Linked DNA regions of Homo sapiens: region 2 is linked to region 1. The links are chromatin contacts, found by Hi-C or POLR2A ChIA-PET in ENCODE. All regions are on one chromosome and are shown on one strand. The core of a region is the stretch at or near the end of the contact, and the rest is flanking DNA. Distances in the headings are between cores, read along the strand shown. Region 1 holds the start of KDF1 (keratinocyte differentiation factor 1). Region 2 overlaps LOC101928391 (a long non-coding RNA gene).

What was found. Hi-C counts contacts between places; a loop is a spot of excess contacts on that map. ChIA-PET counts read pairs that join two places held with the same protein, here RNA polymerase II (POLR2A). Pooled maps may share reads with other maps.
Region 2: POLR2A ChIA-PET joins it to region 1 with 10 read pairs in AG04450. The contact joins the enhancer-like site here to the promoter of KDF1 in region 1. A Hi-C loop is called at or near these places in 11 of 168 maps with a recorded cell type or tissue (CD14-positive monocyte, Caco-2, HCT116 and 8 more), 2 of 37 single-sample maps with no recorded cell type and 15 of 50 pooled maps. POLR2A ChIA-PET finds 5 or more read pairs at or near these places in 7 of 52 experiments (AG04450, Caco-2, H1 and 2 more).

What each region holds. Positions count from the first base shown.
Region 1 is chr1:26,957,027-26,963,409 of GRCh38, reverse strand. KDF1 (keratinocyte differentiation factor 1) reads left to right here and starts at 2,942. Exons shown (of 4, transcript NM_152365.3): 1 at 2,942-3,060. RefSeq lists a silencer at 1,658-1,952 and an enhancer at 2,822-3,504.
Region 2 is chr1:27,055,508-27,061,551 of GRCh38, reverse strand. It overlaps LOC101928391 (a long non-coding RNA gene), which reads right to left. Exons shown (of 8, transcript XR_007065559.1): 6 at 3,030-3,154; 7 at 1,472-1,538. Among named protein-coding and RNA genes, the nearest start is that of TENT5B, 46 kb to the right of the region's middle. RefSeq lists silencers at 2,200-2,494, 3,220-3,514. Within about 2 kb of position 3,476, at least 3 of the 41 ENCODE cell types and tissues checked have a DNase peak (open chromatin) inside an H3K27ac peak, as active enhancers do.

The DNA.
Region 1 (6,383 bases), core at 1,693-4,192:
AAATTAGCTGGGCATGGTGGTGCACACCTGCAGTCCCAGCTACTTGGGAGGCTGAGGCAGAACTGCTTGAACCCGGGAGGCAGAGGTTGCAGCGAGCCGAGATCGTGCCACTGCACTCCAGCCTGGTGACAAAGCGAGACTCCATCTCAAAAAAATAAAATAAAATAAAATAAAATAAAATAAATAAGACCCTAGGCTCTCATGTGTTTGCGTATCTTGAGAACTTTGCAAGTGACACTAACTCTAATTATTTAGCATTAGAGCATAAACTTCTATTTTTTCATTCATTCATTATAAAATGAAAGCCCCTGAATCCACTATTCACAAAAACCAGAACATTGCTAAAAATTAAATCTACCTATGGGTTTCTCTCCCACAGGTAGATTTAATAGGAGGATCCCTGCATCCTCCCCCAGGTAATTTTGTGTGTGTGTGTGTGTGTGTGTGTGTGTGTGTGTGTGTGTGTGTGGTGTGTTCCAGGCTGGAGGGCAGGGCAGTGGTGTTAATATGGTTCACTGCAGCCTTGACCTCCTGGGCTCAAGCAATCCTCCTGCCACAGCCTCCCAAGTAGCTGGGACCACAGATGCATGACCAGCCTTTTTTTTTTTTTTTTTTTCCTTCCATAGAGACAGGTCCTTCTATGTTGCCCAGGCTGGTCTTGAAGTCCTGGGCTCAACCAAACCTCCCAAATCCTTGGCTTCCCAAAGTGCTGGGATTATAGGCATGAGCCACCATGCCTAGCCCCCCAGGTATTCATTATTCTGAACTTTGTGTTTCTCATTCCCTTGCTCTTTTCTTTCTTTTCTTTTTTGAGATAGGGTCTTGCTATGTTGCCCAGGCTGGTCTTGAACTCCTTGGCTCAAGAGATTCTCTTGCCTCAGCCTCCCAAGTAGCTGGGATTACAGGCCCAGGCTATTGCACCCAACGCCTTGCTCTTTTCTTAGTTTTTTTTCACGTAAAAATTAGGCTGAAGCACATGAATCTGCCATTACTTTTAGATCAAAACAGGTCAAATAACAGCAAATTCATATGGTTCAACCAAATATTATGCTTAGATGCAGTAGTTCTAGTTATTTTTGAATCATATATAAAGGATGTCATTCCATATGTAGTCTTCTGAGATTTGCCTTTTTTCAATCCAATATTATATTACCATGATCCAACCATGTTGCTATTTTTCATTCATTTTCTACTGCTCTATAATTAATTCCTTTGCATGAATATCCCACATTTCTCTATCTCCTGTCAGTAGCATTTCCGTGTTTTCGGTTTGGGGCTACCACAAACAATGTTTCTAGTAACATTCTTGTATACATTCTCTCCTGGTGCATTGCACAAGAGCTTACTGTGGCTGTACCATAGGAATGGACTTGCTAGGTTTTAGAGTACACAGATGTTCAACTGCACAAGATGTGACTGTGAAGTGAGGATGTGACTCATTCTCTGAGCTCCAAATAAGAATACAATGTGCACTTTCCTCAGGAGGGAATGTGGACAAGATGTGGTGGGAGGCGCTGGGATGGAGGGTCTCTGGTGGAAATTGAACACCTATGCCTAATGCATCCCAGTGATATCTTCCTGTTGCATCCATGATCTCTTTTAATCCTCCCAGTTAAAGAGAGGTACTACTATCTCCAGAGATTAGGTTTAGAGAAGGAAAGTGCCTTGCCAAAAGTCAGTTTGTGCCAACTGCCTGAGCAAACAATGTCCCCTCTCTAAGCTTCAGTTTCCTCTTACTGTAAAATGGATATGATAATACCTGACCCACTTCACAGATTAACGGCTTCGGCATGCATGGCTCCTGGAGATGCTCCCTAAAAGTCACTTGTTTGTTTGTTTGTTTTGTTTATTTGAGACAGAGTCTCGCTCTGTCGCCCAGGCTGGAGTGCAATGGCGCGATCTCGGCTCACTGCAACCTCTGCCTGCTGGGTTCAAGCCATTCTCCTGCCTCAGCCTCCCGAGTAGCTGGGATTACAGGCACTTGCTACCATGCTAGGCTAATTTTTTGTATTTTTAGTAGAGACTGGGTTTCACTATGTTGGCCAGGCTGGTCTCAAACTCCCACCTCGCGATCCTCCCGCCTCGGCCTCCCAAAGTGCTGGGATTACAGGCATGAGCCACTGCGCCCGGCCAAGTCACTTGTTTATTAATGCTATTGTTAAGTTATTGAGTTGTTATTAATATTAAGGGGAACAGTAACCCAGAATAGTCTGAGCCTTGCCTTATTGACATTCAATGGTGTTGCCTCTTGCAGAGACCTTTTTTGGATGTAGTGACCATGGCCCATTTTGGCCACCACTTCTGATCCTGGATGTATCTTTCAGAGCTGCATATCCGGTCCCCCTCCTCTACCCTACTCGGGGCCTCAGAGCTGAGGTTCCTGTCTTTACCTGCAGATTTCTCTGAACAAAAGAAAAGGTAAACTGATCAGCGGCCCAGGCTCCCAGTTCTGCCTCAGGGCAAAGGGAGAAATTGGGGCCCAGGGCCTCATTCAGTGGAAAATATTTGTTGAACACCTAGTATGTGCCAGGACCTGTGCTGAGCACCAGGAACACAGGGGAACAAGACCAAACCCTGCAAGGTAGGAGGCTAAAGGAGGAGACAGAAGACAACAAAACGACAGTGTGCTGAGTACAGGGACTGTTCTAACCAACAGAAAAACAGACAGGATCAGGGAAAGCTTCCCAGAAGAGAGCTTCCCTTTGAGTTGGAGCTTTACGGCCGGGCAGAAGTTCCACAGGTGCTCAGAGACTGACAGGACCACCAGCCTGTTGAACAGAAGAGGAGACTGAGCCCCAGCGCCTCTCGACCCCTCCCCGCCACACCTCACCTACCCGGACTAGGCTGAACGGGCCGAGCACTCGAGCGGGGACGCGCAGCTCTGCAGAGCCCCGGGGCGGGGCCTCGGTCCAGGTGCGCGGTAGCGCTTCGCGGAGGCAGGAAGTGTGTCCCTAGCGGCGGCCCGTGCAGCGCTCCCGCGAGACGCTCACCTGCGCCCCAGGTGAGCGGCGAGGGGGCGGGGGAGGGGCTGAGCCGGAGGCGGCTCACCTGGCGGGACAGGTAAGCCCGGCGCGGGCCCAGGGGGGCGCAAGCCAGGGCGGCGCCGGTGTCGGGAGCCCCCCGAAGCTGAGCCCGGACAGGAGAGGGTCCCGGGCCCGGTTCCTCGGGGGCCACCCTCCTACTTCCGGGGTGCGCGGGCCGGGCTGGGGAGCGGCCTGAGCGGGCGCCCGGGCTGGGCGCGCAGAATGGGGTGAGGGGCCGCGTTCGCCCTTAGGGCTGCACTGGCTGGGTGCGGGGGCCGCACTCACCGGGGGGCAGCGTCGGGATGGGACAAACGCTGGTGCTCACCCCGAGGAACAGCGTCGGGACGGGAGGGAGGCTGGGTCCGCCCGCGGGGTAGGGCCCTTGCAGCTGGAGAGGGTAGTGCTCGCCCCGAGGGCAGAGTTGGTGTAGGGGCTGTGGTAGCCCGGGGGACAGTGCCAGGATCTGGTTCTTCCTTGTCCCCAGGACTAGCTGCCCGCGGATATGGGACTCTCGGGCTGCACCTTTGGGGCAGGAGGCCGAGGGTGCACTGAGCCGACGGCTGTTTCTCGAGCAGGACTGGGGTGGTCCTCCCCGGCCGGGTGTCCGAGGCTTGGCACTGGGCTGGGGGCAGAGGCTGGTGCGGCCGGGCCTGTCCTGGGGACCCTCGGAGGAGGGGACGGTACATAGACCCTTGAGTGTGTGTGTGTGTTCGCGGGACTAAGGGGGAAGAGGAAAGCATCAACGAGAAATCCAGGGAGGGCGGGCCGGGACCCTCTGACCCCCGGGAACATCCTTGCGGTGCCTTAGATCGCCTAGTGACCTAGCCCCTCCCATGGGCAAGGCCACTGCGGGAAGCCCCCTGCACTCAATATTTCATTTAAATCTCACGGGATTGGCGGGGCATGAAGATACTAGTCTCTCCTTATTTAAAGATGAGGAAAGTGAGGTTAAGAATCTTGCCTCAAGCCACAATAGGGACAGGGAGTCTCCCCTCACTAAACCAAGTGACCAGGTTCCTAGGATTGGGCGGGGTGGTGGCGGGGCGGTGGCAGCAGGGTCGGGGAGATACAGCCTGGAAGAAACTGCCTGAGTTTGACTTCAGGAGGGTTCAATGGCTGGAGGGAAGTGGGGAACTGAGGCAGGCATTGTCCTTATCCCAGGTCTTCTCTTCTCATCCCACCACCGCTGGAGATGTGTGGCACACACAAAGTACGCAGGCTTCAGAGCCTGGCGGGCCACAGTGCAAATCTTACTCCAGCCCTCTCTTGCTAGGTGTCTCTGGGCCAGTCACTTCACCTTTCTGAGCTTCAGATTCCTGATCTGTGAAATGGAGATATACTACTTATTTTCAGAGCAATTGTGAGAGTCAAATAAGGTGAAAGTCCTCTGGCCCATTCACTGCTGTTTTCTCAGCATTTAGCACAACGCTGGGCACCTCGTTGTATTAATTTAATCAATAATAGAGAGTCCTAAAGCTTTGGAGGTTGGGGAGAAGACAATAGCCAGTCCATCCTCAGGAGCCCCACGTACTTCCGAGCTCAGCATGGTTAACTGTAGATCTGTCCACTCTCCTGAAGGCTTGAGCCTGGAAGACAGGGCTCCCAACATGGGCTCTCTCTGGGCACACGCTGGTCCATGGAGCTGGCAGCTTTGACTGCCTCTTTTCTCCCAAGTAATAGATGGGATGGGGTAGTGGATAAGAGTCTGGGGCCAGGCCAATTGTGTACAGATAGATGTATGGCTTTGGACAACTTATTTAACCTGTCTGTGCTTTAGTATAATAATACAGGTAATAATATTACAAAGAGGGTTGTGAAAATTAATTGGTTATTATGTCTGAAGTACTTAGAACAGTGTAAGCCATCAATAATCAACTCTCACTGGATTGTAAACTCCTGAGGTTGAGGGATTTTGTCTGTTTTATCACTTTATCCATAGAATTTAGAACAGCTAGGCCGGGCGCGGTGGCTCACGCCTGTAATCCCAGTACTTTGAGAGGCCGAGGTGGGTGGATCACGAGGTCAGGAGATCAGACCATCCTGACTAACATGGTGAAACCCCATCTCTACTAAAAATACAAAAAATTAGCCAGGCGTGGCACGCGCCTGTAGTCCCAGCCACTCAGGAGGCTGAGGCAGGAGAATCGCTTGCACCCGGGAGGCAGAGGTTGCAGTGAGCCAAGACCACGCCACTGCACTCCACTCCAGACTGGGCAACAGAGTGAGACTCCATCTCAAAAAAAAAAAAAAAAAAAAGAATTTAGAACAGCTGGCTGGGCGCGGTGGCTTATGCCTGTAATGTCAGCACTTTGGGAGGCTGAGGCAGGTGGATACTTGAGGTCAGGAGTTCGAGACCAGCCTGGCCAACATGGTGAAACCCCATCTCTATTAAAAATACAAAAAAATTAGCTGGGTGTGGTGGCATGCACCTGTAATTCCAGCTACTCAGGAGGCTGAGGCATGAGAATTGCCTCCACCTGGGAGGCAGAGGTTGCAGTGAGCCAAGATCGTGCCATGCACTCCAGCGTTGGTGACAGAGTAAGACTGTCTCAAATAATAATAATAATAATAATAAATCCAGCATGTGGCACACAGTGGGCCCTCAGTAAATATCTGTTAATTGCGTGAATGTGTGAATCCATACCCCACATTTCTCAAACTAAAGCAAAGATTTTTAACCACTTAGCTCAGATTGCAAGGGAATTTAAAATCACCTGTTAGAATTTTATTTGGGATACCGTTGCAGATGGGATTTCACTCTCTCCCTCACCTCCTATCCCCCATCCATACTCTGGTCAACGTAGAGCCTAAGTCTTTTTTTCTTTGTACCCAGTGGCGCTGGTTCTACCCTGAGGCAACCTGAAATCTGTCAGTCCCCTGAGGCACCTAGTGTACCAAACCCTGTTCCAGACCCTGAGGCAGAAAAGAATTACACACAGTCCCTGCACTTCAGGGTCATGGTCCTTGGGGACATAGACTTATCCTCAAACAATCAGTACAAGGCTGACCCAGCTGACAGCCCAGCAGAAGGCCATGGGGAGAGGGCCTCCCATCTGACTAGTGGTTCCAGAAGGTCCCTGGAGAAGGAGTGCTGAGTAAGGCCAGGAGAGTAGGTTAAAGAGTTGTAGGAATGGTTAAAGAACTGTATCCTAGGCCAGGCACAGAGGCTCATGCCTGTAATCCCAGCACTTTGGGAGGCCAGGGCAGGAGATCACTTGAGGCCAGGAATTCAAGACCACCTGAGCAACATAGCAAGATCCCATTTCTACCAAAAAACAAAACAAAACAAAAAACTAGTGGGGCAGGGTGGTATGCACCTATAGTCCTAGCTACTCAAGTGGCTGAGGCAGGAGGATCACT
Region 2 (6,044 bases), core at 2,227-4,726, 98 kb before region 1:
TGAGCCAAGATCTCACCAGTGCGCTCCAGCCTGGGCAACAGAGTGAGACACTGTCTCAAAAAAAAAAAAAAAAAAAAAAAGGTAAATCAGAGGGGCCACCCCTGCTTAAAACCTTTCACCAGCTTCCCACTATGCTGAGGAAAAGGTCAGGGTCCCTAAAGTAGCCCGCAATGCCCATACCCCACACACCTGGCCTGCATGCTGGCCTCCATGTATGAGCTGTATGACTTTGAACGAGTTATTTAAACTTGTCTGTGCTTCAGTTTCCTCATTTATAAAATCGCAATAACAGAACCTACCTCAGGACTGTTTGAGGGTAAAATATGCTACATGAGGTGCTTAGAATAGGGCCTGCCATGCGGAAAGTCCTCAAGAAGCATTGCTGCTATTACTGTTATTATTTTTGTCCCACTGTCTCTTGCTCTCCCCGCTAGGATACACACCCCAGCTGCCTGACTGTGGAGCTCCGCCTTCTAACCCCTCTGGCAGCATCCAAAGGCAAAAGGCCACGGCAAAGCTTCTCCTCAGACGTCCTCCTTGAAGACGTCCTCCTTGTTTTATAAGGGGGTGGGGGAACTTTCCAGAACCCCTTTCTGTCTCATTGACTAGAATGGGATTCTATGCCTGCCCCTAAACAAACAGAGGTAGAGAGTGGGGCCGGGCGCGGTGGCTCACGCCTGTAATCCCAACACTTTGGGAGGCCAAGGCAGGCGGATCATGAGGTCAGGCAATCGAGACCATCCTGGCTAACACGGTGAAACCCTGCCTCTACTAAAAAATATAAAAAATTAGCCGGGCGTGGTGGCGAGCGCCTGTAGTCCCAGTGTAGCAGGACGAGCTGCAGACAAAACTCCTCAGACACCGAGTTGAAGGAAGGGGTTTAATCGGCTGGGGGCATCGGCAAGACTCCTGTCTCGAGAGCCGAGCTCCCCGAGTGAGCAATTCCTATCCCTTTTAAGGGCTCACAACTCTAAGGAGGGTGCGTGTGAGGGGGTCGGGATTGATTGAGCAAGCAAGGGGTACGTGACTGGGGTCTGCATGCACTGGTAACTAGATCGGAACAAAACAGATAGGGATTTTCACAGTGCATTTCTATACAATGTCTGTAATCTATAGACAACATAACTGATTAGGTCAGGGGTCGATCTTTAACTACCAGGCCCAGGGTGCAGCGCCGGGCTGTCTGCCTGTGGATTTCATTTCTGCCTTTTAGTTTTTACTTCTTTCTTTGGAGGCAGAAATTGGGCATAAGACAATGTGAGGGGTGGTCTCCTCCCTTACCAGCTACTCGGGAGGCTGAGGCAGGAGAATGGCGTGAACCCCAGAGGCGGAGATTGTAGTGAGCCGAGATTGCGCCACTGCACTCCAGCCTGGGCAACAGCGAGACTCCGTTTCAAAAAAAAACAAAAAACAAAAAAACAACATCAACAATAGAGGCAGAGAAGAAAGGGAATACCATAGTTATACACACCTGACCCAAAGCAGGGCTCTGTTCCCGTAGACTGGTGGTTCTCAGGTTCCAGGAGAGTCAGAATCACCTGAGGGTTTAAAAAAAAAAACAATTTCCAGGCCGGGCACGGTGGCTCATGCTTGTAATCCCCGCACTTTGGGAGGCCAAGGCAGGCGGATCACCTGAGGTCAGGAGTTTGAGACTAGCTTGGCCAACATGGCGAAACCCTGTCTCTACTAAAAATACAAAAATTAGCCGGGCATGGGGGTGGGTGCCTGTAATCCCAGCTACTCCGGAGGCTGAGGCAGGAGAATTGCTTGAACCTGGGAGGCGGAGTTTGCAGTGAGCCGAGATCGCACCACTGCACTCCAGCCTGGGCGACAGAGCGAGACTCTGTCTCAAAAAAAAAAAAAAAAAAAAAAAAGAATCCCAGCGTGGAAGAGGGGAAAAGATGTAACCCAGCCTGCAAATGCGGGCTCCTCCCTAGAGACTGGCATAAGGTGAGTGCCAGCCCAGACGTGGCCATCACTGTAGCTACACAAAGCCTCCAAGGTTTCTGCCAGCTCTGGGGGCTCATGTGCTCATGGCTGCTGTCCTGCTTCTGCTGATTCCTTGCAGCTGTCGCCTTTACTTCTGTCCTGGAGTTGACCCAAATGAGGGGCAAGAACTGCAGGACATTTTCCCCTGCTCCCAGAGCAACTGCGGGTATAAGGCTGTTGGGCTGTCGTGTGAGGGGGATTTTCCTAAAGACACAGCACACAGGGAGAATAACAGAAGTCACCTTCCTGAGGCTGCCCCGCACTTGGGTTCTGAGGACCTTCGCTCCCTCCCCTCCTTCTCTTCTCCTCCCTCCTGTCTCCCCTGCGGCAACCTGAACTACTCGGCTCTCTCCCCGCTCCTCCTCCTCCTCTGCAACTCAGCTCTAGTCCTGCCTGAGGCCGAACCCTTGAACAGGAGGCCAGGGCTGGAAAGTTGTGGAAATGCCCCTGTGGGGAGCCCTGCCAAGGATGCTGAGGCTGAGCCCCAGCCTGGGGGAGGGGGTGTCCTGATCTGAGCAGACCCTGAGGGCAGACAGAAGGCAGCCAAGGTCTAGAGCTGGTGCCTCTAACCACCTCTACCCCAGAGGCTGTGGGATGCTTGGGAGCCAGGATAGGGCCGGGCTTTGGGTCTACACTACCTTGGTCCTGAGATGGAGTCTAGGAACATTGGTGGGGGTGCCAAGCATTCTGTAGAGGTAGGATGGGGTGGGTCCCTCTCACTTCTTCAGCCCTCAAGATTGCATACAACAGGCTCCTAAGAAATCACTGAGGCTGGCTGGCACGGTGGCTCACAGGTGGCTGAGGCAGGAGAATCACTTGAACCCGGCAGGCAGAGGTTGCAGTGAGCCAAGACCGCGCCACTGCACTCCAGCCTGGGTGACAGAGCGAGACTCCGTCTCAAAAAAAAAAAAAGAAAAAAAGAAAAAAAGAAATCCCTGAGGCTTTTAAGCCTCGGAGGGAGAGCCTGCTGACTCCTTGAGGTGTACAGAGGCACCAGTTTTTAGGAGGACAGAATCTTTCTAAGGCAGTTTGATTTTTACCTTCTCAGGTGCAGGAAAAGTGACTGTTTCCTTCTCTGTGAATTTCCCATGGACTAAGGGACTCCCGACAGGGGGAGGGCCCTCTTGGCAGTCAGCTTATTCTGAAATTTGAATTTCCAATGCACCTGGAGGAATCCAGAGGGGAAAGGTTGTTATTTATAACCAAAGCTTCCTTCTAAGGAAAGTAGATCCTGCTGCATTAACTAAAAGGCCCTTTTGTTCTTAAAAGGCCCTTACTGGGTTTGGCTTGGCAGCCTGGTTTGGGAAGAGCAGGAGGGGCTAGGGAGAGCTGAAATGCAGGGTCTCCTGTGTGAGAATTGGAAGCCCCTGGGGCATCGAGGTGTCTGTCACGCAGGGGCTGAAGAAGGGAGGCGGGTAGATGGGCATGGGCGCCAGCAGATGGGAGCAGCAGCCCTGTGCGGGCGGGGCTGGAGGATGCCTGAGAAACCAGCTTGTAAGAGCAGAGACGTCCCAGTGCCACTTTCAGTCGTGTGCTGAGCCACTCTATAACTCTTCCAGGGACCCACAAATCTTAGTGAAATTCTGCTTACAGAGCAGTCTGGTATCCACGGTTTCTTGGGAGAAGAAACGGGCTGCATCCTACATTTGAGTCAATTCCAGGGCAGAAATAAAGGGAACAGCTGCTAGAATTCAGCAGAAGCCGGAAATCAGAGGCACACAATTGTAAGCCTGAGAAATTGCAGAAGCCTTGTGGAAAGTAAGGGATGGGGTCTGAGCCAACCTTATTTCAATCCCAGTGGGCTGGCGGACCCCAGCTACCAACCATGGGTTCTGCCTAGGGGCAGATATTTGCCCCCCCGCTTCCTTGCTAAAAGAAGCTTGTTTTGTTCTGGTGGGAGGACAATGTACTAATTACCCCCAGGTGGATGGTGACTGGGATATTTACATTTGATCCACTCCCCTCTGCTGGTAATTGGGTTGGGGAGAACCATGGGACCCTGTTCTGGCCAATGAGATAAGAGGGGGAGGCTGCTGGGGGCTTCTGGGAGGAATTTTCCTCCTCTTACAAAAAGAGATGTTTTAGGAGGACCCCTGTCCAAGCCTCCCTTCCTGAGATGCTGCCCGTGGCAAATGCAGCCACACAAAAGTGCAGGCTCCAGGGTCAAACCATCTGGGCTAAAAGCATGGCTCTGCCTCCGATTGGCTGTGTTGTCTTAAGCAGATTACTTGACCTTTCTGTACCTCGTGTTCCTCCTCTGCAAAATGAAAATAATTGGACTTTCTTCTCAGGGTGCTGTGAAAATCAAATGAGTGAATACACCTAAAATGCCCAGACAGTTCTAGCACATGATAAGTACTCAATATATAACAGCTGTTATTTAGTTGCTCTCTGTGGATATGATGCTTGGAGCCACGGTAGTCATCTTTCAACCATGAGGGCCTTGACTCAAAAATGGTCTACCCCAAGATATCTTAAGATAAAAGTCCTGTGGGGTTTTTTTGTTGTGTTTTTTTTTTTTTTTTTTTTTTTTTGAGACACTCTCACTCCATTGCAGAGGCTGGAGGCTGGACTGTAGTGGTGTGATCATGGCTCACTGCAGCCTTGACCTCCCAGGCTCAGACGATCCTCCTGCCTCAGCCTCCTGAGTAGCTGGGACCACAGGCACATACCACCGCACCTGGCTCATTTAAAAAAATTATTCGGAGAAGGCCGGGCACAGTGGCTCACGCCTGTAATCCCAGCACTTTGGGAGGCTGAGGCGGGCAGATCACGAGTTCAGGAGTTCAAGACCAGCCTGGCCAACATGAGGAAACCCCATCTCTACTAAAAATACAAAAATTAGCCAGGCGTGGTGGTATGTGCCTGTAGTCCCAGCTACTTGGGAGGCTGAGGCAGAAGAATCACTTGAACCCGGGAGGTGGAGGTTGCAGTGAGCCGAGATCGCACCACTGCGCTCCAGCCTGGGCAACAGAGCAAGCCTCTGTCTCCAAAAAAAAAAAAAAAAAAAAAATTATTTGTAAAGATAGAGGTCTCCTCTTATGTTGGCTAAGCTAGGAAACTCCCAACTCTTTAGACAACTTTTAGCTTAGTATTCTGTTACTTGCAGCCTAAATCTCCCTAACCAATTCATAGATAAAAACTTGATACTTATGATTGTTTTATGATAAGAAATTAAACCACCTAATCCATGGGATACTCATATTTACTGAGAACACTGCTGAGAACCCTGGAGGCAGATTACACAGCATTGACTGCTAGTCATCCTCAAATGCGTAGTTTCTCCTTCTCTCTTTAATAAATAGAATGGCCATATTTTAGCTGGGCACATGCTGCGTGGCTAGAAAGCACATTTCCCAGGCCGGGCCTGGTGGCTCACACCTGTAATCCCAGCACTTTGGGAGGCGGAGGCGGGTGGATCACTTGAGGTCAGGAGTTCAAGACTAGCCTGGCGAACATGATGAAACCCCGTCTCTACTAAAAATACAAAAAATTGGCCGGGTGTGGTGGCCAGTGCCTGTAATCCCAGCTACTTGGGAGGGTGAGGCAGGAGAATTGCTTAAACACAGGAGGCGGAGGTTGCAGTGAGCCGAGATCACGCCATTGCACTCCAGTCTGGGCGACGGAGCGAGCGAGACTCTTCATCTCAAAAAAAAGAAGAAGAAGAAGAAAGAAAGTACATTTCCCAGTTTCCCTTGCAACTAGGTGAAGCCATGGGCCCAAGCTTTAGCAAAGAAATATGAATCGAAGTGATACGTGCCAAAGGATTGGGTATTTTCCCACCTCACTCTTCTGTCTCTGTTTTTTTTTTTTTTGAAACAGGGTCTCACTCTGTCACCCAGGCTGGGGTGCAATGGTGTGATCACAGCTCACTGCAACCTCCACCTCCTGGACTCAAGCAATCCTCCTACCTCAGCCTCCGGAGTAGCTGGGACTAGAGGTGTGGGCCACCATACCCAGCTTATTTTATTTTATTTTATTTTTTTTGAGACGGAGTCTCACTCTGTCGCCCAGGCTGGAGTGCAGTGGTGCGATTTCGGCTCACTGCAACCTCC